Linked DNA regions of Homo sapiens: region 1 is linked to region 2. A link is an interaction called in ENCODE POLR2A ChIA-PET data of the cell type or tissue named here. Cell type or tissue: OCI-LY7. All regions are shown on one strand. Links, peaks and the distances in the headings refer to the core of each region. The heading gives the core; the rest is flanking DNA. Region 1 overlaps PFKFB3 (6-phosphofructo-2-kinase/fructose-2,6-biphosphatase 3). Region 2 holds the start of LOC101928080 (a long non-coding RNA gene).

Evidence for each region. Peaks named below come from ENCODE experiments on the same cell type or tissue, not always from the same donor. Only the 100,000 strongest peaks of a DNase experiment are listed, where the experiment ranks them.
Region 1: POLR2A ChIA-PET joins it to region 2 with 5 read pairs; 4 of 35 experiments call an interaction of 5 or more read pairs at or near these places.

What each region holds. Positions count from the first base shown.
Region 1 is chr10:6,234,421-6,244,507 of GRCh38, reverse strand. It overlaps PFKFB3 (6-phosphofructo-2-kinase/fructose-2,6-biphosphatase 3), which reads right to left. Exons shown (of 15, transcript NM_004566.4): 15 at 8,976-10,087. Among named protein-coding and RNA genes, the nearest start is that of PFKFB3, 37 kb to the right of the region's middle. In OCI-LY7, for the core only: no CTCF peak of the experiment used is centred there; no DNase peak of the experiment used is centred there.
Region 2 is chr10:6,126,261-6,143,567 of GRCh38, reverse strand. It overlaps LOC101928080 (a long non-coding RNA gene), which reads left to right and starts at 1,937. Exons shown (of 3, transcript XR_930619.3): 1 at 1,937-2,550. LOC124902369 (a long non-coding RNA gene) reads right to left here and starts at 2,900. Exons shown (of 3, transcript XR_007062043.1): 1 at 2,781-2,900; 2 at 2,216-2,411; 3 at 87-2,113. RefSeq lists enhancers at 6,696-6,995, 8,338-8,885, 8,886-9,434, 13,371-13,450, 13,461-13,540 and 2 more. In OCI-LY7, for the core only: no CTCF peak of the experiment used is centred there; a DNase peak (open chromatin) is centred at 8,317.

The DNA.
Region 1 (10,087 bases), core at 2,040-10,039, 100 kb before region 2:
TTTTCTGGATGCTGCGCCCAAATTCTCAGGCCTGCCCCGAATTGGAATACGGTTAGTGTTTTCCTCAAAAAGAATGAGCAGCCAAGTTGGTCCAGAAAGACCATGGTCCCTCCAGAAATTCCCTTCCCCATGGGCTTCACTAATATTCCTGCAGCCTGTGGTGGTTAAGCTGCCTGGGAAACAGGAAGTTTGGTCTTCACTACGTGGCCTTCACTTCGTGTTTCCCTGTGTGTGTGGTACATTCTCAGCCCTAACAAGCGAGTTGATGTCTGCTCTTCATTTGACATCCAAACAGCTGAGTTAAGGCCACGCTCTCCCCTCAATGGGATGAGGAAGAAATCGCTGACACCAGCTTCAGGTGCAGTGGCTCACACCTGTAATCCCAACACTGGAGAGGCTGTGGAAGGATTGCTTGAGCCCAGGACTTCAAGACTAGCCTGGGCAACATAGTGAGGCCCCATTTCTACAAAAAATAAAAGTATTAGCTGGGCGTGATAGTATGTACCTGTAGTCTCAGCTACTCGGGAGGTTGAGGTGGGAGGATTGCTTGAGCCCAGGAGTTCGAGACCAGCCTGGGCAACATAGTGAGGCCCTATCTCTACAAAAAATAAAAACATTAGCTGGGCATGATGGCGCACACTAAGTAATCCCAGCTATTTGGGAGGCTGAGGTGGGAGGATCACTTGAACCCAGGAGTTGAAGGTTGCAATGAGCTATAATCGTGCCACTGCACTTCAGCCTTGGGCGACCTAGCAAGACACTGTCTCAGAAAAAAAGAAAAGGAAAGAAATAGCTGACACATTGCACTCCTAAAGCCTGGCAGTTATAAAATGACAGAAGAATAATTTCTCTCACACCTTCCCCACTCCATTTGAGGAGCTCTGCAAAGTTGAATTAGGGAAAGAGAACAGGCCCCAGAAGGAAAACGTCTCAGCCTCTATGGGGAGCGTTGCAGGAAGCGGCTGCCTCCACTGATGGGACTAGGGTGACAGCACCCAGAGCCTGCCCAGGGTCGTGTCCCAGTTCCCTTCCCAGGGGGAAGAAAGGGTGTCTCCAAAGCGAACACTGTGGGCTTCCTTTTCTTTCTTCCTCCTCTCTCTATGCTTGCCATTCCTGACTAACTTCATCCATGATGCCTTCTGGGATTTAATAACTAAGTAAAGATAGTCTTGGTTGAGTTTCCTTCAAATCTCAGAACTGACAAAATATTCTCAATATGTTGTCCCAGGACCAGCTGCTTGGGACGTGCGGCAGTTCCGAGGATTACAACATGGTTGTTAAAGGGATCTCTCTTTTTTTCTCTAATGAAACGCGCTCTGGAGCACTGGCTTTCTTCACAGATCTCTTGGTTGTCTTGGAACTTGAAGGACCTGAGCATTCCTAGAGAATCAATTAGACGTTAGCTCTGGTAGGGTGTTGCCGAGTCTTCCAGTATTTTTTTATCCCTAATACTTAGAACAGTGGCTTGCATATAACAGGCATTCAGCAGATACTTGCTGATACAGACAGCCTCCCCCAAGTCATATTATAAAAGCCTCACTGGAAAAACTAAGACAAGCCCCTTTGGGCTGGTCAGTAACTGAATCTGCTATAAAGTAAATTATAGAAATAAAATGTTTAGGCCGGGCGCAGTGGCTCACGCCTGTAATCCCAACACTTTGAGAGGCCGAGGTGGGCGGATCACCTCAGGTCAAGAGTTCGAAACCAGCCTGGCCAATATGGCGAAACCCTGTCTCTATGAAAAATACAAAAATTAGCTGGGTGTGGTAGTGTGCACCTGTAATTCTAGCTACCTGAGAGGCAGAGGCAGGAGAGTCGCTTGAACTCAGGAGGTGGAGGTTGCAGTGAGCTGAGACCACACCATTGCACTCCAGCCTGGGCAACAGAGCGAGACTCCGTCTCAAAAAAAAAAAAATGTTTACAGAACACTGCTTCAGGGCACTACGGTGGGAACAGTTTCATCCCACAGGTTCGCCTGCACACATTAGAGACCATGCATAATAGTTAAGGCGCATGAGGAAAACGAAGTGAGGATGTGGCTGGGCTGCCATCAGGCTGGAAAACGAGGTACCTGCTTCTGTACATAGGGGTGATGGTGTACCCTGGCCAGGCCCGTCCTGGGCAGGAATATAAAGTGTTAAATATTCTGGAGAGTGGGAGGCAAGGAGTTCATGGAAATCAGAGCTTGCAGAGACTTAGTTCAGAGACTTAAGAATTCATCTACAAAGGAATGATCATGAGTCCACAGTAGTATAAATAAATGACTGAATAAGTAAATAAATGGGGAGACGGAACAGATTTTCCTTATGAAAGAATTACAAATAAGTGTAAAAGGAATAAGGAAAATTGAAACTCACGAATAAGGGCCTGGCAAGGTAGCATAAGCCTATAATCCCTGCACTTTGAGAGGCTGAGGCGGGAAGAATCACTTGAGGCCAGTTAAAGACCAGCCTGGGCAAAATAGTGACACCCAACTCCACAAAAAATTTAAAAATTAAGCAGGACATGGTGGTTCACACCTGTAATCCCAGCTACTCGGGGGGCTGAGGTGGGAGGACTGCTTGAGCCCAGGTGTTAGAGGCTGCAGTCAGCTATAATTGTGCAACTGCACTCCAGCCTGGGTGACAGAGTAAGATCCCCATCTCTTAAAAAAAAAAAAAGAAAAGAAAGCAAAAAAAAATTAAAAAAAAGAAAACCACCATTAGAACACCACAATACAAATAATATCTGCTGCAAGGAAAATACACTAATGGATGCTAAAATTAGAAAGTGAAACATTAAGGAGAAACAGGATATTTACATACCCTCAAAGTATCTCCTTCACTGGTAGTTTTTGTATGTTGAGATGGGGTCTCACTATGTTGCTCAGGCTGGTATCGGACTCCTGGGCTTAAGCGATCCTCCCACCTTGGCCTCCCAAAGCACTGAGATTACAGGCATGAGCCATGCGACCTGGCCTGGTGATGGTTTTAACACATGGCCACAGATTCTTTGATACTGCTCCCTTCCGGAGGTGGAGCTCATTGCCCTCCCCTTGAAAGGGAGCTGGACTAAGTGACTCCTTCCTAAAAAATTGAAAGTTGAAGGGGAAAAATACCAGCCTGGTAAGAGTGGTTAGACACCACCTTCACCAAAGATCAAAGTTAACATCCCCAGAAGGAAGTCCTGTGTGGCCGTGTCCCCTCAGAGAGGATGTCATGAGAAGGGCGCTTCACCTCGGTGGGATTCTTCCCAAAATCCCTAACCAGACTCAGTCCCATCATGAGAAAACATGAGACAAACCCAAACTAAAGAACATTCTATGGCCAGGCGCGGTGGCTCACAGCTGTAATCCCAGCACTTTGGGAGGCCAAGGTGGGTGGATCACGAGGTCAGGAGTTCGAGACCAGCCTGGCCAACATGGAGAAACCCCGTCTCTACTAAAAATACAAAAAAATTAACCAGGCATGGTGGTGTGCACCTGTAATCCCAGCTACTTGGGAGGCTGAGGCAGGAGAATCACTTGAACCTGGGAGATGGAGGTTGCAGTGAGCTGAGATCATGCCATTGCACTCCAGCATGGGCAACAGAGTGAGAATCTGTCTCAAAAAAAAAAAAGAACATTCTACAACATACCTGACTAGTACTCTGCAAAAGCATCAAGGTAATAAAAATAAAAAGGAAAGAGTGAGAAATTGTCACAGATTGAAGGAGTCTAAGGAGATAAGGTGACACCCTGGACTCTGGATGCTGAAACAGAAAAACGGCATTAGTGGAAAAACTGGTGAGACCTGAATGAAGTCTGTAGTTTTGTTACTAGTACTGTACTAATCATGTTAACTCATAGTTTTGACAAGGGTACCATGTTGTTGTAAGATGTTTATATTACGGGCAGCTGGGTGAAACATAGACAGGAACTCTCTGTACTGTCTTTGCAACTCTTCTGTAAATCTAAAATTATTTCAGGCCAGGCGCGGCGGCTCACGTCTGTAATCCCAGCACATTGTGAGGCTGAGGCGGGCGGATCACCTGAGGTTGGAGTTCGAGATCAGCCTGGCCAACACAGTGAAACCCCATCTCTACTAAAAATGCGAAAATTATCTGGGCGTGGAGGCGGGCACCTGTAATCCCACCTACTAGGGAGGCTGAGACACAAGAATCGCTTGAACCCAGGAGGCGGAGTTTCCAGTGAGCCGAGATAGTGCCACCGCAGTCCAGCCTGGGGGACAAAGCGAGACTCCATCTCAAAAATACATACCTACTTACATAAAATAAATTATTTCAAAATAAAAAGTTTTCCAAAAACCATCTAGTCTAAGCCCTTTCTTGTACATGTAAGAAATCTAGGAATGCTAACTTGCAAACGTCCTGCATCCTAGCACTGAGCATGAGATAAATAGGAGCTTGGCCTATTGTTTGCAAAGCAGTAAAAGACTATTGTGAATGTAAGCAAACTTCTCAGTCTGTTTTAGAAAAGGGTGAATGTGGAAGTTGGGGATCCGAAAACATTCCCTTAAAATTATCTATGCAAATGTACCCCTCAGAAATTCTTCATTGTCAGGCACGGTGGCTCATGCCTATAATCCCACCACTTTGGGAGGCCCAGTGGGGCAGATCGCTTGAGTCCAGGAGTTCGAGATCAGCCTGGCCAACATGGTGAAACCCCATCTCTACTAAAAATACAAACATTAGCCAGGCGTGGTGGCGCACACCTGAAGTCTCAGCTACTCGGGAGGCTGAGGTGGGAGAATGGCTTGAGCCCGGGAGTTCAAGGCTGCAGTGAATCGACATCATGCCACTGCACTCCAGCCTGGGCAACAGAGCAAGACCCTCTCTCAAAAAAAAATATTAGAAAGTCTTCATGTTCTCCAGGAATAGGAAATCCCCAAAGATGCTGTCTGGAAGAGGTAGGGAGGGAAAAACACATAGCCTTACAGAATGGACATCTGGTCCCCAACGTTATGTGAGCATCTTGAGTTATGACCCACTCCAGAAAATCTGTTGTTCGTCTGGACACTGACAAACCTCTCCACAGCCCCAGGGACAGGAAACCCTGCTTGCTAATTAATATGCGACTCAACTCCCTTTCCTGTGATCTGCTGACTCATGCAGGAGCATCCTGGCAGTCTGTGGAGCCCTTAGGCTGTGATGTGACTCATCTGCGAGTCTAACAGACCTGGTTTATCTCAGTTATGGCTGAGCAAAATCAAGCAGCGTCCTTAAGCTCTCCTGACTACAGTTCCATATCTGAAAGGTGGGGATAATAGCATCTACCTTGCATTTGAAACGCCGGGCATGCATGCTCAGATGAATAACTACCACAGCGGTGCTCTCTCTGTGCCAGGAACTGTCAGGCGTGTTTCATTCATATTTCATCTTCCCCAGTGGGGCAATTCTCAACCCCTAAAGTCAGAAATACCATCCGACCCAGCAATCCCATTACTGGCTATATACCCAAAGGAATACAAGTTGTTCCGCCATGAAGACACATGCACGCGTATGTTCATTGCAGCACTACTCACAATAGCAAAGACATGGAATCAACCCAAATGCCCATCAATGATAGACTGGATAAAGAAAATGTGGTACATACACACCATGGAATACTATACAGCCATGAAAAGGAATGAGATCCTATCCTTTGCAGGGACATAGAAGGAGCTGGAGGCCATTATCCTCAGCAAACTAATGCAGGAACAGAAAACCAGATACCACATGTTCTTACATTTAAGTGGGAGCTAAATAATGAGAACACATGGACACATAGAGGGGAACACCACACACTGGGGCCTATCAGAGGGTGGTGGGTGGGAGGAGGGAGAGGATCAGGAAAAATAACTAATGGGTACTAGCTTACTGCCTGGGTGATGAGATAATCTGTACAACCAACCCCCATGACACAAGTTTACCTATTTAACAAGTCTATACATCCTGCACATGTACCTCTGAACTTAAAATAAAAGTTAAAAAAAAAAAAAGATTTAGTTCTCCCAATAAGTCTGAGAACTATGGCATTCCTTCACATCTTTTTTTTTTTTTTTTTTTTTTTTTGAGATGGCACCTCAGCCAGGCTCAGTGGCTCACACCTGTAATCCCGGCACTTTGGGAGGCCAAGGCAGGTAGATCACCCGAGTTCAGGAGTTCAAGACCAGCCTGACAAACATGGCAAAATGCTGTCTCTACTAAAAATATAAAACTTAGCCGGGCTTAGTGGCATGCACCTGTAATCCCAGCTACTCAGGAGGCTGAGGCAGGAGGATCACTTGAACCTGGGAGGTGGAGGTTGCAGCGAGCTGAGATTGTACCACTGCACTCCAGCCTGGGCAACAGAGCCAAACTCTGTCTCAAAAAAATAATAAATAAATAAATAAAAATTTCTCCAAAGACATTTCTCAGGGACTGCGCCAGGGGTCCTCTTTAGTCCCAAGGGCTGAAGTGTCATATTTTGAGGCGATTCGGGTGTCTTTATGGGGGTTTTCTTTTCACCTGGTCTTAGGAGTATGTCAGAAACTGTAGGTTGAAACCAGCGCCTTCACAAATTGTCTAGACCATCAATGAATTGACTGGAAAGACCGGCTCACACACCGAGAACAACTGAATCCAAACCCACTTATGTTGTCTTGCAAAATATGAGCTTAAAATGAAGTTTATAAAACAGTCTTTAGCTGGGCGTGGTGGCACACGTCTGTAATCCCAGCACTTTGGGAGGTTAAGGCAGGCAGTTCACTTGAGCTCAGGAGTTCAAGACCAGCCTGGGCAACATGGCGAAACCTCATCTCGACAAAAAATACAAAAATTAGTTGGGCGTGGTGGCACATGCCTGTAGTCCCAGCTACTCGGGAGGCAGAGGTGGGAGGATGACTTGAGCCCTGGAGACGGAGGTTGCAGTGAGCTGTCACACCTCTGCACTCCAGCCTGGGAGACAGAGCAAAACCCTGTCTCAAAAAACAAACTTTAGAACTCACAAGTATTGTGAAATTCAGATTTTGAAAACTCACAGAAGGCTTTGAATTTTTGTTAATACAATATTTTTAATTCAAAAAAAGTTACTTTCAACGACATCTTTGCTCACATTTCCTTTCTTCTATAAAGCCTTCCTAAGCCTCCTTCTGCAAGCTGAATGAACGCCTCACTCTTCACCAGCACATCATCTGGGTCTTCTCCCCAGCACTGGTTATCCATTTAGTGACAGAGCCCACTGCGGGCCAGGTCCGTATGGACGATGACGGGGCACAGGGAGCTGCCCTGCTCTCCGGGATCTTAGGCCCAGGTTCAGGAGACAGAGGGCAAGGCATTCAACACACACTGCGAAAGGTGTGCAGGGACTCGGGAGACGGGAGGCCTTTTTGGCATAGGCTTTGATAACTGAATGGGGATGGGGAGGAAGTGTCGGGGAGAACCCCGGATAGCTGGGGAGACCTCCCAGGGGAGGGAGCGGCACTCTCGAAGGCCCTGCGGTGGGTGCACGTTGGCAAGTTCGAAGACCTGCAGGAGGCCAGTGTGGCCGGAGCTAAGGGAGTGAGAAGTGGAAGGAACCGAGCCCAGGCAGCGAATGGAAACGACTGGTGTGTACAACGTCCACCCCTCTCCGGCCCCAGCCCTCCTCTCCCCGACAGCATCCACCCGGTTACTGAATCTTCCGTATTTAGTCAGTGACTGTGGACCTAGCCCATCTCTCAGATGAATCTCAGAGCTGGCCCAAAAGGTCAGAGCCCCTGTGGATCCCCACAGCCCGGCCGGCCCAGGACCTTACGATACACAGACATCCTCTTTGGGAGCAGTCTTTTAATTTTCTGGGTAGTCAGCCTGAAAGGCTAGGCCAGATTTCCGTCAACGCCACTGCTCCATCCCTGCACCTGACACATCTCACGCCATCAAACGTGGCTCAGAGCTTGAGGAGGTGGCCTCAGGTTCCCCAGAACGCTCTGCCCCGTCACGCTGCAGCCAGATCGCAACCCTGGGAGTCATCTCGCAACAGAGGTGCCAAGTCTCTGCCGCCTGTTCTCTTCACAGCGTGGGCGGCAGGCGCCTAAGGGATGAAGACTCACTGGGGAGTCAAGGCTATTTCTGGAGCGCAGCAGTGGGGGGCTCCGGAAAAAAAATCAGACCAAGCAAGACGCTGGTCACGCATACCAGCTGCAGAAGGAACCACTCCAGGGCTTCCTCCACGCATGGTGTTTGCCACGCTCCACCCTGAACCCTGCCCCATCTGCAGAGATGCAGACGCTGAGGCTGGAAGTGAAATAACCGGCTCAACCTCTGGCAGCCAATGAGCGGCAAAGAAGTCACAGAAGCTTGAGTTTTATTCCCTGCAGAAACATGGAAGAAGCCAGGAGATGGGGAAGGGCAGGTGAAAGGAACCTAACATGAAAGATACCTTCTGTAGTGCCAATGAGGCAAGAACTGGTGTTTAAAAGGGCGCGGGGAAGGGGTATAGAATGAAGGGAGTAAAACCGACGTGGGGCCAGGCACAGTGGCTCATGCCTGTAATCCCAGCACTTTGGGAAGCCGACGCAGGCAGATCACCTGAGGCCAGGAGTTCAAGATCAGCCTGGCCAACATGGTGAAATGCTGTCTCTAATAAAAATACAAAAATTAGCTGGGCATGGTGGTGCACACCTGTAATCCCAGCTACTAGGGAGGCTAAGGCACGAGAATTGCTTGAACCTGGTAGGAGGAGGTTGCAGTGAGCTGAGATCGCGCCACTGCACTCCAGCCTGGGCGACAGAGTGAGAAACAGTCTCAAAAAAAAAAAAAGAAAAAAAAGAAAAAAATTAAATTAAAAATAAAAATAAAACATGAAGCCTATCAATTAGAAGAAAAATTGAGACAGCTCATTCTCCCCAAATGCAGGCACTAGACACTCTGTACTTGAACATCCTGTTGAAAGGAAGATAATGAAGTGGTGAGTTGGCAGCTCCGTGGCGCATCTGCCGTAAACATCAATTAAAGACTCTTCTTTCCCCCACGAAAAGACCAGAGGTTTACTTCGTCCATGTATTTCAACCAGGTATTTTATTGGTCTGGCAACTGCAAAATATACAAATTTCTGAAAGGCATCTCCTGTTTGAAAGCTAGCATAGCTTTATATCCCAGGTCATTAATTCAGACAAATACACAGAACACAGAGAAGTCATAAGTCACACATAGGAGGCTCCCAAACCAATTAACAATGAAACCCAATCTCTACAGCTTTCTATTGTTTAGGCTCCTTATACATATTAAATAAATAAATAGCACATCTGCTATCAAAATAATAAAAAAATAAATTTCAAGTATTACAAAGAAAAATATCATTGGTGTGGTTCCAAACAGTTTTTCTTCTCTCTCAAAATGAAGAGCTTTGCCCGTGGTCTCAGGACAGAATAAGGAGGGGGGAAACTCACCCAAAAACAAATAGGCAAAGTTAAAAATATTGGTCCCCGTTATTTTGTGGGGTGGAGAGTTGGAGGAATCAGTAGACGCCAAAAGTTCATGACTGTAGCTCAAACCCAACCCCCGCCCCCGGCCCCCGTCCAATGTCCCCTCAAAAGGCAGGTCACTGGCTTGCAAAGTAGGCAGTGTTCTCCTTTCTATAGTATCTCCCTCCCTGTCCAGATTCATGTTACCTCTCTCCCTATCTAGGCCCTTCGCAAACTAAAAGTCCCGTGTTAGACCAAGGCTTCTGTATTTAGGTATTGATTTTAGGTAGTCAGAGGGGAGAGGGGACCACAGCTATCAAGCCCCTATCTGTATCAAACTTCAGAGTCGATGTTCAAAGAATGAGGCCTGCGAGGGGGACACGAGAAACTATTCTCAAGAGCAAAGCAACAGGCCTTCCATGTCAAATCGAAAAATACAACCAAGTTAAGCACAATCATGCACCCGTGCACGTCCACCCCCTACCCACATATTCTGATGAGACTCAACATCCAGGGAGAGAGAGAAAACTGCGCGAGCCTGGAGCTGCACGGGAATGCGGACAGAGACATCCTCTCCAGCAGACGCCAGCCAAAGTGGGTGCAACGGGCGGGGAGGGCTTGAATGGTTCAGCATGAAAATCCCCCACTTGATTGTACCATACCTGAAGCACAGCCTCAGTTCCTACTCAATTCCAACCAGGAAAAAA
Region 2 (17,307 bases), core at 3,525-11,524:
AAACACCCAGGCAAATAGCAATTGGCCCGCTTCCCATGCGGTGGCAAAAATCATGCAGGAAAGGTACAGCCAGTAGGTGTGGGTGGTTTTTTTTTTCTTTAATCTTTCGTAATCATAATTTGTTTCTTAGCCTGCTATCGTTCGTGGGTAATAGTCCAAATTCCTCCCTCTTTGGAAGGGAGATGACGCCACGGGGAGGAAGCCACTGTCGGGTGGGACGGTGTCTTGCCAGTTGGCTTGGGACACAGCTGCTGGTGGAGCCTTCAGAACAGACCCTGCTCGTGGGCCTGGCTGTAGATGGAGTCCTGAGCCCTGATTTCAGCTTCTGCGCCACCGCCTTTGGGGGTGTGAGTGTCAGCGAAGCAGGAAGTGGGGGAACAGAAGGGTGCCCCAAATCCAAAGTTAGGTGTAATCGTCAGCTCCCTCTGTCCTTTTCCCTGCCATAATTGCAATGGCAGGTGGACCTGGACTTAGCTCCATGGACGTAACTGCTACAGAAGACAAATTTTATCCAAGGCCAAGGGTTCCAGATAAAGCGTGCATCATCCCGCCTGTATCAGACTCGCCACCGCCGCCGTCATAGTAAGGCCAGAGCACATGCCCTCAGAGGTGGATGGGGCCGTGGCTGCATATTTGGTCTTTGATCCTGTTTTCTGGTCCAGAGCTTCCAAAACCCTTGGGATCTCCAGAGGGATGAGTGTTTTTTGAATGTCAGTGAGAGGACTGGGCAGCTCCAGGATGGGGGCTGGGAGCTGGAATTAGTCAGAACTTTCAGCTCAGACCTCTGACCTTTGGGGAGGGGAGAGGGGCTGGAGATTAAGTTAATCACCAACAGCCAGTGATTAATCAATCATGCCTACATAATGAATCCAAAAAAAAAAAAAAAAAGAGCCCCAAATGACAGAATGTGAGCCAGGCAGGGTGGCTCACACCTGTAATCCCAGCACTGGGAGGCCGAGGTGGGTGGATCACTGGAGGTCAGGAGTTTGAGACCAGCCTGGTCAACATGGTGAAACCCCGTCTCTACTAAAGGTACAAAAATTAGCCAGACATGTGGCAGACACTTGTCATCCCAGCTGCTCGGGAGGCTGAGGCAGGAGAATTGCTTGAACCCAGGAAGCAGAGGTTGCAGTGAGCCGAGACCGTGCCACTGCGCTCCAGCCTGGGTGACAGAGCAAGACGCTGACTCAAAAAAAAAAATGTGGAGAATTTCTGGGTTGGTGAACACATGGAGGTGTGTTGGGAGGGGTGGCAGCCTGGAGAGGATGAGGAAGCCCCTTGGCCTTCCACCCCCCTCACCTCGTCCTAAGCATCTTTTCCATCTGGCTGTTCTGAGTCCAATGCTTTATATTAATAATAAACCAGTACCAGTAAAGTGCCTTCCTGAGTTCTGTGAGCTGTTCTAGCAAATTACTGAATGTGAAACTGGGAGGGAGGGTGGGGGGAATGTAGGAAACCCCCAACTTTGTAGCCAAGTTGGACAGAAGTGTGGGTACCCTGGGCTGGAGTCAGGAGGCTGGCGTCTGAACTCAGGGCAGTCCTGAGGGACTGAGCCTCGGAGCCTGTGGAGTTAGTGTCACGTTTGAACGGAATCGTAGGCCACCCAGTTGGTGTCTGGAGAGTTGGGAGAACTGGTTTTCGGTGTGAAAAAAACCCACGCACTTGGTATCAGAGGTGTTGTGAGTAAAAACAGGTCAGATTCATGTATTCTGATCTCGCTACTCTGAGTTCGTTTGAATCCTGTGTAGAAAAAAAAAAGAACATTGGAACTCGTTACTGTCTTGTTTCTGTTCCATGTTCAGATAACCGCCCTCTCAGATTTTTGTGGTTGTTTAATAGTCCCTGGGAACATTTGTCCTCTCACCACCAACCAGAGTCAGCCAACTAGGATCGATGTCAGTGTCAAATAACTCAGAGTGGTTCTGTGTTGTCCTTCGCGGAAGGCAAATCCACCCGGCAGGAACGGCTGCCTCTGCAGATCCATGCGGCGATAGAACAGGGCGGAGGGGGTTGGATTTGCTGAGCCATCCGGGATTGAACAACGAACTCGCCACAGCCGTGCTGGTCAGGGAAACGGCGGGGATCGTGGGCACGGTCCCTCTGGTTTTCAGACCTGGAGAAAAGATCCGAAGCAATTTTAAATTAAGACTATATTCCCAGACCTGTCAACACTATAGTATGAATCACGGAACTGAGTACTTTCATTATTACTCACCAAACTTGCAAGTGTGTCTGCTGACATCTCCGTGCTCAATCTGCTGGACTATTGATGTGAGCACTGCTGTGCTCCAGAGGAGTTCTTAGCATGTCCCAGTGATGTTCAAAATGTAACCCGATTGCAAGGGTTCATGAGGAAACCAAGGATTGCCCGGCCAGGCTCAAGTCTTCCTCATCCTTCTTCCTTCTGCCATCTTTTGAGAATGGTCACCGTAAGTGGCATGATTTGGTAACCGGAGGTCCTGAGCACAAAGGTTCTCAAACCTGAACAGATATCGGAACCACCCACCTGGAGGGCTGGGCACACTGATTGTTTCCCGAGTTTCTAACTGAGTAAGTCTTGTGGGGATTGGGGGCAAGAATGCGCATTTCTAGCATTCTAGGCGGAGTCCCAGGTGATGCTGACCATTGTGCTGCTTAGTTCAGTCCACTACTTCTGGACCACACCCCAGAGCTGAAGAGGAAAGGAGCGACTTATGCCTGCAGGTGACCAAGGGTAGGGACCCCAGGGCCCCAGGGGCTACAGACCCCTTATGCAGCGACCCCTCCCTGGGCAGACCTACCCGCAGATGAGCTGTCAATCCTGAGGCTCCTGTGGCCAGGGCAGGGGAAAAGGGAGGCGCCGCCTTCCTCCCTTACGTCGGTGCCCAGGCTCCGGGGACAGCAGGTGCCGTGGCCACAGCTTCCGGTTGCCCTCATTGCAGGAAGAAAAGGGCTCCTTCCTGGAGTTCTCTCCAGTTCGTAGGCTGACGGCTCCCATGCTGTCTCAGAAGGGAAAGTGGCACTCAGTAGGAGGGGATCTGACACTCCCTACTCAGAAACTCCTGCCTGCCACAGCCTCTCTCTGGCTGCATGTTTGCATTTTGGGCCTTTCCTCTCTGATGATAGAAAGTATGGCTTTGTCTCCCATTCCCAGCAAAGGAATTCCAGGCTGTGGGAAGCATGCTGGGATCCTTTGATGCGGGCGGGGACAATGGCAATAAAGAACCTGTGTGAAGGAGTGCGGCGGGCAGGGCCAGCCAGGTCCACGGAGTACTTGAGGCCAATGCCTTTCCTGTGCACGCCCACCCGAGGCCTCTGCCACATCTCCGATGTGAGAGTCCAGAGCCCACCCCAAGGCCTCTGCCACATCCCCGACGTGAGTGTCCAGAGCCGTTCCCACTACCGGGCTGTCCCCACGCCACGGCCCGCGTGTGGTGTGGATCCGCCTCCTCAAGCTCCCCATCTCCTTGGAGTTTGCCAGAAGGCTGGGGGATCTGGGATGGGTCTGAGTCCCTGCTGGGTCCCTTCCTATGCTGTGTGAAAAACGGTCTTTGAGCCTGTGTTTTGTCCATGCAGCACAAGGAGAGCTTAATAAATGGGTGCTTCTATTGTTATTATCATCAGTATTACCATTATCATCATCATTATTATATTACCATTATCATCATCATTATGATCATTGCCATTATCATCATCATTATGATCATTGCCATTATCATCATTATTGTTTAGCTGGGAGCAGAGAGGGGCTGCTTTAACCGCCCCAGGGTAGTGAATAGGAAGCTCTGGTCTCCAAGAAGAGTGAGGAGGAGGGGGCGCCTGGGTGGGCACCACAGCTGAGAAGGACAGGACAAGAGAAACCCCACCTGCTGGGGCATGGGCTCTCAGACCATTCGTGTGTGTGTGCACGCACATGCATGTAACTGTGAAAGGATTCATGATTCACAGCATCGGAGAGAACTATGAACACTGCAAGTAAGTAAATGAGGCCGGGCGCGGTGGCTCACGCCTGTAATCCCAGCCTTTTGGGAAGTCGAGGCAGGTGGATCACCTGAGGTCGGGAGTTTGAGACCAGCCTGGCCAACATGGTGAAACCCTGTCTCTTCTAAAAATACAAAAATTAGCTGGGCATGGTGGCACACGTCTGTAATCCCAGCTACTCAGGAGGCTGAGGCATGAGAATCACTTGAACCCAGGAGGCGGAGATTACAGTGAGCCGAGATTGTACCACTGCCCTCCAGCCTGGGTGACAGAGCACGACTCTGTCTCAAAAGAAGCAAAAAAGCAAGCAAGCAAACAAACAAGCAAGCAAGCTAGAAGAAAAAAAGAAAGTAAATGAGTGCATCTACCTCCCAGGTCTTGGTATTCTAAATACCATCCTCCAATTAAAGGAACCAGGAGATCTCAGAGGGTTAGAGGGTTAGGGTGGGAAAGCACAACATGAGCTGGGAGCATCTGTGGTGCCCCAAAACGATGGGGACATGTCCCAAAGACACCAGGGCTGACCTGAAGGGGCTCTTCTGGGACAGTCTGAAGAACAAGATAGTATGGTAGTAGATGGATTGTGACCCATGGAATTAAAGAAGAATCTTGAGCCCATACTGATTTAAATAAATAGATGAATGAATGAGGGAAGAGAGAAAGCTTTTCCTTACAGTAGAATTCCAACCAATACATGTAGAAGGAATCATGGAACTAGAAAAATCACCATTTGGTGAATGCCACAATGTACTTGTTTCAGGGAAGAATCATCAGTGGGTGTTAAAATTAGTGGGCAAAATACCATGAGAAACAGGATATGGACAGATTCAAAGCATCTCCCCACCAGACAATTATCCATTACAAAGGGGAAAATGGTAACTTTATAGGGGAGAAATCTGGCAGACCTCACCAGGAATGGGCGGAATCAACGTCACGTCCTTCCCGACATGGTTCATAGGAAAGGATACCGAGTCACATCTGTGGTATTCCTGCCAAAAATGCATACGCTGAATCTGATCGCAAGGCAACATGAGACACCTAAAATAAGGGATGTGCAACAAAATACCCAGCCAGGACGTCTCAGAAATGTCCAAATCACGAAAGACAAAGCGGGTGGAGGAAGCGTTCCACATTCAAGGAGACTGAAGAGACATGATGACCAACAGCCGCACCCTGGACTGATCCTGAACCCCCAAAAGGCTATTCATAGGACAGTTGATGAAATGCAAGTTAATTATTATTCACTGATTATTAGCCAGTTATTAATTCTCACATTTTGATAATTGTGCTGTGGTTATGTGACGTTTAGGGAAGCTGAGCGAAGGATAAAGTCATAATAAGTCATTTAGCCACGAGGATGCATTCTCAGATTGGCCAGGTACAGTGGCTCATGCCTGTAATTCCAGCACTTTGGGAGGCCAAGGCAGGAGGATCACTTGAGGCCAGGAGTTCAAGACAGCCTGGGCAATATAGCAAGACTCCATCTCTACAAGAAAATTTTAAAAATTAGCTGGGTGTGGTGGCAGTGCACGCCTGGACTCCCAGCCACTGGGAAGGCTGAGGAGGGAGGATGGCTTGAACCTGGGAGGTTGAGGCTGCAGTGAGTCATGGTCACGCCATTGCACTCCAGCCTGGGCAACAGAGAGAGACACGTTTCGAAAAAAAGGAAAAGAAAAATCAGTTTTCTTCCACTAAAACAGTAAGTTTAATTTTCCTAATTTGCTGTTTGTACAGTATGGTCCTCTGCTCCAAGCTTAAAACAAAAATCTATAGGAAACGTCACCTTTCTAGAGGAAGCTGAGATGGAGCAGCTCTCGTTCTACAGGAGGGGCTGCACAAGCTCTCACCACACATCTCTGTCCTCAGGAAAAGCCTGTGCTGAGTGACCAGGAGTTTCTTGTCACTGCTGCATTTTCTTCTTCTTGTTTTTTGTTTGTTTGTTTGTTTGTTTTTGAGACAGGACTGTGGCCCAGGCTGGAATGAATGCAGTGGCGTGATCACCGTTCACTGCGGCCTCAACCTCCCGGGCTCAAGCAGTCCTCCCATCTCAGCTTCCCAGATACCTGGGATCACAGGTATGTGCCATCACACCCAGCTAATTTTTTGTATTTTTGGTAGAGACGGGGTTTCACCATGTTGTCCAAGCTGGTCTTGAACTCCTAGGCTCAAGTGATCTGCCTGCCTTGGCCTCCTGAAGTGCTGGGATTACAGGTGTGAGCCACCACACCTGGCCTCATCCCTGAAGCATTTTCTGCCACGTCTTAGGCTGCATTGGTGACATAATCTGGGGGCTGCCGCCCCTCACAGCTACGTGACTTCATATGCAAGCTCCTTGGCCTCACTGTGCCTCAGTTTCCTCATCTGTAAAATGGAGACAATAATAACACCTGCCCCTAGGGTGGCTGTGAGCATTGCATGAGATAACATGTGTGTCAGTCAGGAGTTTTGGCTGCAAGCTAGGGATCCAACTCTGGGTGATTAAATCAGAGAGGAATTTATTGGAGGGTATCGAGTAGCTCACAGGTTTGGGAGAAAGTCAGGAGAACTAGCCAAAGCTGCCAGAACTCTGGCCAAATTCACATCAGAGGGCGGCTCTGGCAAACTCAGGACGCTAGATCCGCATGGGGGCACCGCCTCTTGAGCCTGCTCCTTTGTCTCTTGAGTTACCTTAAGAGGCTGGGCAGGAGCTTCTGGCTCCCCCCGTGGAGGTCTCAACCTCACCCCCTTAGCTGCAGGGAAGGCTGGGGAAGTATCTGATGGTTTCAGCAGCTACTGCTGCCTCCATGGTAAGACATACCTAGTTATGAATAACTAACTAAAATAAGTCTGTAAGGTGGGGAATTCCCCAACCTAGGAAAGGAGCTCAGATGAGGAGCAAGAGAGAAAGAAGAGGGGATGGGGTGTGGAGAAGAGGAGAGGGTGCCTTTGGAGCAGAAGCCAGCCGTGGCAAGCACACGGGTTGGTCATCGCGGGTGTCCTCCACCACCCCAGGCTCCCTTGCCTCCCCTTGGACTGCTATCGGATCTAAAGAGGCTACTGAAAAAGAGGAGGCGCAAAACAGAGGCATGAGTTGTTCAAAGTCAAAGAACACAATGAGGGAAGAATTAGTCATTTCAGAACTGGAATGAAACTTACAGCTCATCTAAACCAGATGCCCCATTTTACAGAGGAATGAGGCATTCGCAGGCTAAATGACTCGTGCGGGTCCCCCAATAGCTGATGGCGAAGCTGTGAATTCAGACCCCCACTTCGCTTGAGCAGTGACGGGAAGCTGGTGACTTCAGGCTCTGGCAGGTCAGCCCGGGGTGCAGGGGGCGGCTCCTGGGCTCCTGCTCAGCAGGAGGTGGAGGGGGTCTCTCCCTTCCTGAAGCTTTGAGAGCTGGGGTGCTGAGTACATTCTTGGGCTGTTGGGTGACACCATTCCCCTCTCTGAGTCCCCCAAAGGAATAGCTTTGGCTTCCTACAGTTACAGGGCTTCCTATATTAAATCTCAGCTCTTCGAAACACCCAGAGTAGTTTATCTTGTTCCGACTGGACCCCAATTGAAACGGACAGAACACAAGGAAAAGAGCCCAGGATTTCAAGGTGGAACCTGGTTTTGCCACTTACCATTTGTGTGGCTTTGGGTAAGGCATGTAACTTTTCCACCTTAGTTTGTCCGTCTGTAAAGTGGGCATATTCATACTTCACATTAGGTCTATAGAATAGACATTTCATCAGGGTTGAATTTTTTATGTGCTTATATAAATGAATTTCTTTCTTTGTAGGGGTAAATGGGCTCAGATGGCTCAGAAAAAAAATACGCACTCGCACATGATACACACACACAGAATGATTTAGCAAATACATAGACAACTGGTGAGGAACAATTGGTCAGTGTGGGAGAAGAGGATAGAGGTGTTTTTCAGTTTGAAATTGTTTCAAAATAAATGCTTTCAGGGCCGGCATGGTGGCTCATGTCTGTAATCCCAGCACTTTGGGAGGCCAAGGCAGGCAGATCACCAGAGGTCAGGAGATCGAGACCATCCTGGCTAACACGGTGGAACCCCATCTCTACTAAAAATACAAAAATTAGCCGGGCATGGTGGTACACGCCTGTAGTCCCAGCTACTCAGGAGGCTGAGGCAGGAGAATCATTTGAACCAGGGAGGTGGAGGTTGCCGTGAGCTGAGATCGCACCACTGCACTCCAGCCTGCGCAACAGAGTGAGACTGTGTTTCTAAAACAAAACAAAACAAAAAAAATGCTTTCAGGAAAGAAGAGACAGCTGTGCTAATTTACATCTACTGAACTTCAATACATGTGCAATTTAATGCAGGGGATGTTCGTTTACTTTCTATTGCTATGTAGTGTTCTTTTTTTAAAAAAACAAAAAAACACACACACACACACACAGAAATTTTGTGGTTTAAGCCCCACCCCTTCATTAGCTCCCGATTCTGAAGGTTAGAAGTCACACTGCCTGCCTGTGGCTCTGCACAGACCTCGCCCAGCGGAGATCAAGGTGCTGACTAGCTGAGTTCTCATCAGGAACCTCTGGAGAAAACTCCACTTCCCAGCTCCTCCTTGTGGGCACAATTCAGTTCCTGTGGAGTGGGAATAGGGTCCCCATTTCCTCGCTGGCTGTCAGCGGGGTCACTCCTAGAGGCCACCCTCGTTCCATGCCACGTGGCTCCTCCTTCCGCAGGGGCAAGGGCAGGTTGGATCTTTCTCGTGCTTTGAACACTGATGTCTTCTTCTGGGTCCTGCAGGAGAAAGCTCTCTGCCTTAAAGGACTCCGGCCCCCAGCAATCTCCCATCTTACAGTCAACTCATGGGGACCTTAATTCCATCTGCACAGCCCTTCCTGGCAGCTCCTAGGTCAGAGCCGAGCTGAACACCTGGGAGGAGGCGCACACACGGGCCCAGGAACCTGGCAGCAGGCTGCTGGTGGGGGGCATGGGCTCCCCAAGGGCCCACGGTTGGCCTGGCCCAGCCCTAGCACAGCTGGTGTGCTGTGTGCACTCTTTCTGTCATCCTCCCCTCAAAACGCAGCTCCTACGTGCTGCCCTGGCTCTGGGGAAAGGTGATGAATTATCCTTTCTCCTCCATTCAGCTGAAGTTTCAGACATCAGGATTTCTCTCTAGGGAGAGGCTCTTTTCTTCTCTGTGGTGATGTCCCCGACAGAAGAAGAAGAGCGTTGTGTTGATTGTCCCGCCGTCCTGGCAACTCCACAACCAGGGGAGCAGGACAGTGCCCAGGACCCACAGGTCGGGCAGCCATCCCTTCCTTCATAAGGAACGAGGGGCCACAGGGAGGCTGTAGAGTCCGGGAAAGGCTCTTGCCAGCTGTTCACAGCGTCACTTGGGGCCTCCACAGCCCGCTGAGCCCAGGACAGTGTCACAGGGGAGACGGAGGCCCTGAGGACCCCAGAGCCGTCAAGCACGCTCAGCTGTTCCCTGTCCACTCTCAGAAAGCCCAGCCCCTGGCAAATATGCAACAGGTTTATTTTATTTTATTATTTTTTTTAATGTTGCAAAGAACCTTCATATAATTTTTTCCATAGCATCCTGACAAACTCTGGATTCAAGCGGAGGCAGCATTCACCCATTTCTCTGCCGACAAAGCTGGCCTCGGCCAGGGTAGTGACTTGCCCGGATTGCTCAGCCAGACCAGGGGCAGAGCCCCAACACCAGGTCTCCTGGCCGGCGCTGTGTCTCCTCCCGCCTCCATCCTCATCCGAAGGTTGGGACGTCACAGTCCTTGGAGGCTCGCTTAGCTGGGAACTGAGGACCTTCAATTTCAATGTACTGAGTCTTCATGACCTGCATAAGGCCGAGGAGCCTGGCTGCCTCTTTCCCAGAAATTAGTCTCAGTCTCCTGGGCCAAGTGGTTGCTTTCTACTGCATTGCGCTCCTGGAATCCTGGAATACGCTGCTGAATTCTGCAGAGGAAATCAGAGTCATGGTGACTTCAAATTAATCACATAAGCACTCCCAGAGAGAAACGGGATTCTCTGTGGTGGGGCTGCACTTTGCTTGTAATGAGGACGCTTTAGAGGCCAAACTAAACCAGGCGGGAGAGCCAGGCCGTGGGGGCGGGGCGGGGCCTCTGCTCCGGGCACTCCCTTCCTCCACCTGTTTCCTCACCTGTAACATGCAGACAGTGTTCATCAGTGGCCAAATGTGAGGAGCAAATGCCCTTTTTTTTTTTTTTTTGAGACAGTCTCGCTCTGTCACCCAGGCTGGAGAGCAGTGGCACAATCTCAGCTCACTGCAACCTCCGCCTCCCAGGTTTAAGCGATTCTCCTGCTTAACAAAATAGGATTCTCCTGCTTAACAAAATAGATTTTTCTCCAGCTCAGGCTGGAGTGAATTGGCGCAATCTTGGCTCACTGCAACCTCCACCAGGTTCAAGCGATTCTCCTGCCTCTGCCTCCCGAGTAGCTGGGATTACAGGCATGTGCCACCACACCCGGCTAATGTTTGTATTTTTAGTAGAGACGGGGTTTCACCATGTTGGCTAGGCTGGTCTCAAACTCCTGACCTCAGGTGATCTGCCTGCCTCAGCCTCCCAAAGTGCTGGGATTATAGGCGTGAACCACCACGCCCGGCCTGCACCCAGCCTATTTATTTATTCTTAACTTTAACTTTTTTTGCAATAAGCCTTTTGCAGTCCTACATTTATTTATTTTTAACTTTTATTTTAGGTTCAGGGATACATGTACAGATCTGTTATATGGGTAAATTGTATGTCACAGGGGTTTGGCGTACAGATTATTTTGTTACCTAAATTATAAGCATAGTACCCAACAGGTAGCCTTCTTTTTTATTATTTTTTTTAAATTTGAGGCAGGGTCTTGCTCGGTCACCCAGGCTGGAGTGCAGTGGCATGATCATGGCTCACTGCAGCCTCTACCTCAGGCAATCCTCCCACCTCAGCCTCCCTAATAGCTGGGACCAAGGGCATGCAGCATCACATCTGGCTAATGTTAAGTTTTTGTAGAGATGGGGTTTCGCCATGTTGCCCAGGCTGGTCTCAAACTCCTGAACTCAAGCGGTCTGCCCTCCTTAGCCTCCCAAAGTGCTGGGATTGCAGGTGTGAGCCGCCGCGCCCGGCTGACAGATAGCTTTTTGGTCCTCACCCTCCTCCCACCCTCCACCCTCAAGGAGGCCCCGGTATCTGTTGTTCCCTCCTTTGTGTCCTTGTGTCCTCAGTGTTTAGCTCCCACTGATAAGCAAGAACATGCGGTATCTGGTTTTCTGTTCCTGTGTTGGTTCGCTTAGGATAATGGCCTCCAGCTCCATCCATGTATAACTTTATTTTATAATACAGAAAACATCGAACAGTCATTGTTAAGGAAAACTTTGATGACTGTTCCCATTCAGAAATTTATTTATTTAAATGTCCTTGAAATTTTTTCTTTTGGAGACAGAGTCTTGCTCTGTCACCCAGGCTGGAATGCAGTGGCGTGATCTCTGCTCACTGCAACCTCCACTCCTGGGTCCAAGCGATTTTCCTGTCTCAGCCTTCTGAGTAGCTGAGACTATGGGCAGGCGCACACCGCCATGCCTGGCTAATTTTTTTATTTTAGTGAAGACAGGGGTTCACCAGGTTGCCCGGGCTGGTCTCAAACTCCTGAGCTCAGGCAATCCGCCCGCCTCAGCCTCCCAAAGTGCTAGGATTAGAGGCATGAGCCAACGCACTTGCTGCCTTAAAATTTTTAAACTGCATTTATAATATTAATACTTTATACTTTTAAATACTTTAATTTATTCACAAGCATTCTCAAGTGCTTAACAACTAACTCTGGCGAATCTCTGGTTTTTTTAAATGTTCCCATACTGCCTACAATCTTAATAAATTGGCGTTGAATATCTGAGTTTAAATCACAAATCTATATCAATTACCCAATCACATATTTTGAATTGGAATCAAGAGGCCAGTCCATTCATTGCATTTAAAATTACAAGTTAAAATATGCCACATCCTCTTAAAACAGCAACTTCTTAAAATATCAAATATGTAAAGATTGCCTAAACGTAACCCCAAAATATCAAAAGTATGAGTTGGTTTCACACTCCTCTGTGTAAACAGACTTTTCCAGGGTTAAGAGAGACTTATCCGGTAAAGAAACAACGATGTCATTACCAGCAAGTCTGGGGTCCTGTCCCAAGGAACTGAAGTTGCTTATTGACCGGGACAACCCCTGCTCAGGACCCAGAATTGAATTCTTGCCTGTAAAAGGGACAGAAAATACGGAGGCCTGTTGGAGCTCTTATAACAGGAGCTCCTGGCCCCCCACGGGGAAGGGGTCCCCAGCACGCTTGCTTCCAGACCTGCTGACTCTCCTTCGAAGACCATGGTGGTCTCAGGGGGTCAAGAGCCCACCCGTCCAGGTGCCTGGCTGGTTGGCTTGGGACACCCCTGGCCCAGTCACACCTCAATTCAGGTGACAGTCCAGGAGCTGTCAGCAGACCCCCTCCTGGGAGTGTGGAGAATGAGCATTTCTCTATCCTTGCCAAAAAGCAATCTCAGTTAGGGCAGATGCAAGAAAACCACATCATCTTTCTCTCCCTGTGGGGCAAGAGCTAGCTTTATTAATTCTGGTGTACAAATTAGTCATTGCTGTCATTCCAGCTAAATCGAGGTCAGCTTTCTCCCAATTTATGCTGAAATTAGCAAAGACCCTTCTGATTTGACAGTCAAATGGGAAGGGAATTGATGGATCCCAGCACAGAGGTTGAAGGTGAGAGGCTGCAGGCATCCCAGGGTGCCCTGCGCTTCTGTTGCAGTCTTTTTTTTTTTCTTTTTCTTTCTTTCTTTCTTTTTTTTTTTTTTTTTGAGATGGAGTTTCACTCGTTGCTCAGGCCGGAGTGCAGTGGCATGATCTCGGCTCACTGCAACCTCCGCCTCCCAGGTTCAAGTGATTCTTCTGCCTCAGCCTCCCGAGTAGCTGGGATTACAGGCACGTGCCACCACACCTGGCTAATTTGGTATTTTTAGTAGAGATGAGGTTTCCCCATGTTGGCCAGGCTGGTCTCGAACTCCTGACCTCAGGTGATCCACCCCCACCCTCAGCCTCCCAAAGTGCTGGGTTTACAGGTGTGAGCCACTGCGCCTGGCCTTCTGCTGCAGTCTTGATGCCACGTGCTTTACTCCCTGTCTCAGAGAAAGAAAAAATTTTTTTGCTCTTTCCCTAGAAACCAAGAAAAGTAGGTTAATCAGACAAACAAGTGGTAAAGATAAAAGACTCCCCCGCTCCCCACTGACCGCACCACACACACACACTCACAATCACACAGACACACACACACACACACACACACACACACACACACACTCCTCCAGGTCCTGGCTCTCCTCCTACTGCCCCAGCAGCTGAGCCTGCAGCTCTCCCTGCTCCCACCTCCACCTCAGGGGCTTGGACTCCTCTGCCCTCTGCTCACCTTCCCCATGGCTGCCCAGTCATCCCCAACTGGCAACATTCACTGTGATGGGAAGGGCACAGGCAGCTCAAGACTAAGTCGCTTCAGGAAGACGGGAATCCCCCTGTTCACACCACAGAATGAGGTTTCCTGTGTGCAGAGGAGGAGGAGGGCTGGGAAGAAGAAGCTGGAGACAGGAAGGAATGACGTGCAAATGATGTGAAGAGAAACGACACTTCTAAGTCATCAAGAACAGAGTGCTAAGGGGAAAGAGGTCTGTACTAGAAAATGAAAGATTTGGATTACATGGAGAAATTTTCTGAAAGTGAAATCTGTTACAAATAGATTTGGCTGGCCAGGCGTGGTGGCGCACGCCTATAGTTCCAGCACTTTGGGGGGCCGAGGCGGGCAGATCGTCTGAGGTCAGGAGTTCGAGACCAGCCTGGCCAACATGGCGAAATACTGTCTCTCCTAAAAATACAAAAATTAGCCAGGTATGGTGGCACACACCTGTAATCCCAGCTACTCGGGAGGCTGAGGCTGGAGAGTCACTTGAACCAGGGAGGTGAAGGTTGCAGTGAGCCGAGATCGCGCCATTACACTCCAGCCTGGGTGACAGAACAAGACTCTGTCTCAAAAAACAAAACAAAACAAGAAAGAGAAAAAGAAAAAGAAAAAGAAATGGCTTCTGGGATATAGGATCTGCAATGCATGAAACCACAGCCTGGCTTTCTGTCCCAAGCTCCTGCGCTGCCGTCTACACTCCTGGTTGTTCAGGCCCCTCCTAACAGCTGTGTGTGCATGTGTGTGCATACCACGCAGATTGCGTGTGGCTCTGCATGTAGAAGTTCAGGCATCAATAACAGGACTGCTGGAATTATTTTAGGTAGGGAGGCCTCCTCAGTGCACCCCAAATCTCACCCCCTGGGAAGATCACTAAGCTGTTAACATGAAACCAGTGTTGACTGAAAAATGTTCATCAACTTCACCTAATGGTTTTTGCTGATGGGGTAGAATCTTATCTTTCGAGTGTGTTTGCACCCTTCAGAAATGCTTTCGGCTACATGTAAATGAGAACCTGACTCATGGAGGCTTAAACACATTGGGATTTGTTTTTCTCACAAAACAGGAAGGTCTGGAGGCAGCAGCAGTTAATCCTGCTTTGAAGGCTGAATCATGTCAAGGACAGCCTCTGTAGCTCCTGCACCCTCTTCCTCAAGGCTGCAGCTGGGCTGCGGTAGTGGCATCACGCTGCATTTGGGATTCGGGCAGCAGCGTATGTCCCTTTAATCCGGAAGGCTCAGCACTCTCGGAACTCCTCCCCACCCCCAGTGGATGTCTGCTTGCGTCTTCTTGATTAGCTGCAAAGTGGTGCTGAGAGAGAGCAGATGGAACGTTTCTGAAAAGTTAAATACAAGAAAGGGTTTGGGAATGTGAATCGGGTTGGTCTTTTCCCAGGTCAGCCCCAGTGCACCTCTTTCTAGAGAACACACTGCCCCCGCCAAAGGCTTGGAGGGCCACCCTCAAGACCACCTGAGCCATGGCATCCACCTTCCCGAGTCCTGCATATCCAGATGAGGTGCAGGCGTCCGCCTGGGGTCCAGAGGGAGCTCCTCATGATCCCACCAGCTATAGCCCAAAGACTTGTAGTCCATCATCAACACATGCAGTAAGGAATGGTGGAAGAGGAAACAGACCATTGCAATACAATCCCCCTTCAGAAACTCAGAGGATGGGAAGACAAAACGAGTCACACGCAAGATCCCGCTGGAAGGAGCAGTGAGGTCTCCCTGCCCTGGCGATACAGCAAGCTCCCCAGTGAGCCAGCCTGGCACCTCGTATCAGACCTTCCCACTGACTTCTCTGGTCTCTGGGAGGGTCCTCCAAGACCTCATCCAAGCAGGGCCCTGGGCGGGACACCCCTGATGGAGAACATAGGGTTTTGCAGTTCAGTTCTTGAGTATGGGTTCAGGGGCTGCAGATGGCTTCACGGCCTGAACAGACAGGGGCTACTGCTAGCCAGCCTGAGGGCTGCTTTGTTCTTTGTTGCTGTTTTTGAGATAGGGTTTCACTCTGTTGGCCAGGCTGGCGTGCAGCAGTGCAATCATAGCTCACTACAGCCTCGACCTCTGGGGCTCAGGTGATCCTCCCACCTCAGCCTCCTGCATAGCCGGGACCACAGCAGGCATGTGCCACTGCACCCAGTTAATTTTATTTTTTTTAGAGATGGGCTCTCACCGTGTTGCCCAGGCTGGTTTCAAACTCCTGGGCTCAAGTGATTCTCCCACCTTGGTCTCCCAAGGTGCTGGGATTACAGGAGTGAACCACTGCACCCTTTGGTTTCTTGGACAATGTAATTACCTTACACATCTAGCTGTAAATTCCTGGTCTATTCTGTTTGGTCCCATGCTCAAGCAGCCATAGCAAAGGCCTTCTCTCCACACATCATCCAACCTAACACCTTCCCTCTCCCAGAGACTGGCCCTGGTGACCTGCCCACCTCCTCTTCTGTCTCCTGGAGGCTGGCCCTGGTGACCTGCCCACCTCCTCTTCTGTTTCCCAGAGGCTGGCCCTTGTGACCTGCCCACCTCCTCTTCTGTCTCCTGGAGGCTGGCCCTGGTGACCTGCCCACCTCCTCTTCTGTCTCCTGGAGGCTGGCCCTTGTGACCTGCCCACCTCCTCTTCTGTCTCCTGGAGGCTGGCCCTGGTGACCTGCCCACCTCCTCTTCTGTCTCCTGGAGGCTGGCCCTAGTTGCAGGAAAACAGGCTTAGGGCTGCCACTGATTCTACATTATGGTGAGTTGTTTAATTATGTCATTGCATATTACAATGTATCAATAATAGAAATAAAGTGCACAATAAATGTAATGCTCCTGAATCATCCCCAGACCGTCCCTCAACCCTGGTACGTGGAAAACTGTCTTCTACAAAATTGGTCCCTGGTGCCAGAAAGGTTTGGGAACCACTGTTTTACGCTACAGCTTTAGTCTCTAGGTCTCACAACAGGTGAGCATGCAACTGATCATTCACCATCAAGCAGGACCCTGATTTTCCAGGCTGAAGGAGTTGGGTCCCCGCCCCACCACTGGACCTCCTCTTAGCCAACGCCGTACATTAGTGTCTGTCCCCTGGAGCCACTGGCTCTCAGATACCAAATTCCCTATCCGTTAGGTATAGGTCTGTTTTTTGTTTGTTTTTGAGATGGAGTTTCGCTCCTATTGCCCAGGCTAGAGTGCAATGGTGCGATCTTGGATCACCGCAACCTCTGCCTCCTGGGTTCAAGCGATTCTCCTGCCTCAGCCTCCCGAGTAGCTGGGATTACAGGCATGCACCACCATACCTGGCTAATTTTATATTTTTAGTAGAGACGGGGTTTCTCCGTATTGGCCAGGCTGGTCTCGAACTCCTGACCTCAAGTGATTTGCCTGCCTCGGCCTTCCAAAGTGCTGGGATTACAGGCGTGAGCCACTGTACCCTGCAAGTGTACATCTGTTAAGTAACAGAAACCCCAACTTACTGTGACTTAACAAAAAGGGATTTCTTTTTCTTGTAGAAGTCAGGGTGAGCAGTCCAGGACTGGTGCAGAGGCTGGATAATGTTCTAGTCCACCCACTGCAGTGGGCTGGAGTTGCTCACGGTCTGAGCCCTCCCCTGCATCTCCAGGCACCGGGCCCCAGTTCAAGGTTGAAACCAGGGACACAGGAGTCGCAGCAGCTGTGTTTTTCCTTTCACCAAGAAAATGAAAGCTTTCCCCAGAAGATGGAGATATTTCCACTTTCATCTCACCGGACAGAATGATGGCACTTAGGTGCTGGGGAAGTGAGAAATTTGTTTCCTATAGAAGGGGTTTCCCGGAGAAGGGCTGGAGATGACAGGTCACCAGCTCAGCAAGGTCCACAGCGCTGCTCTCTGGGTAGGAGGAGACGGCCTCTGCCGGCC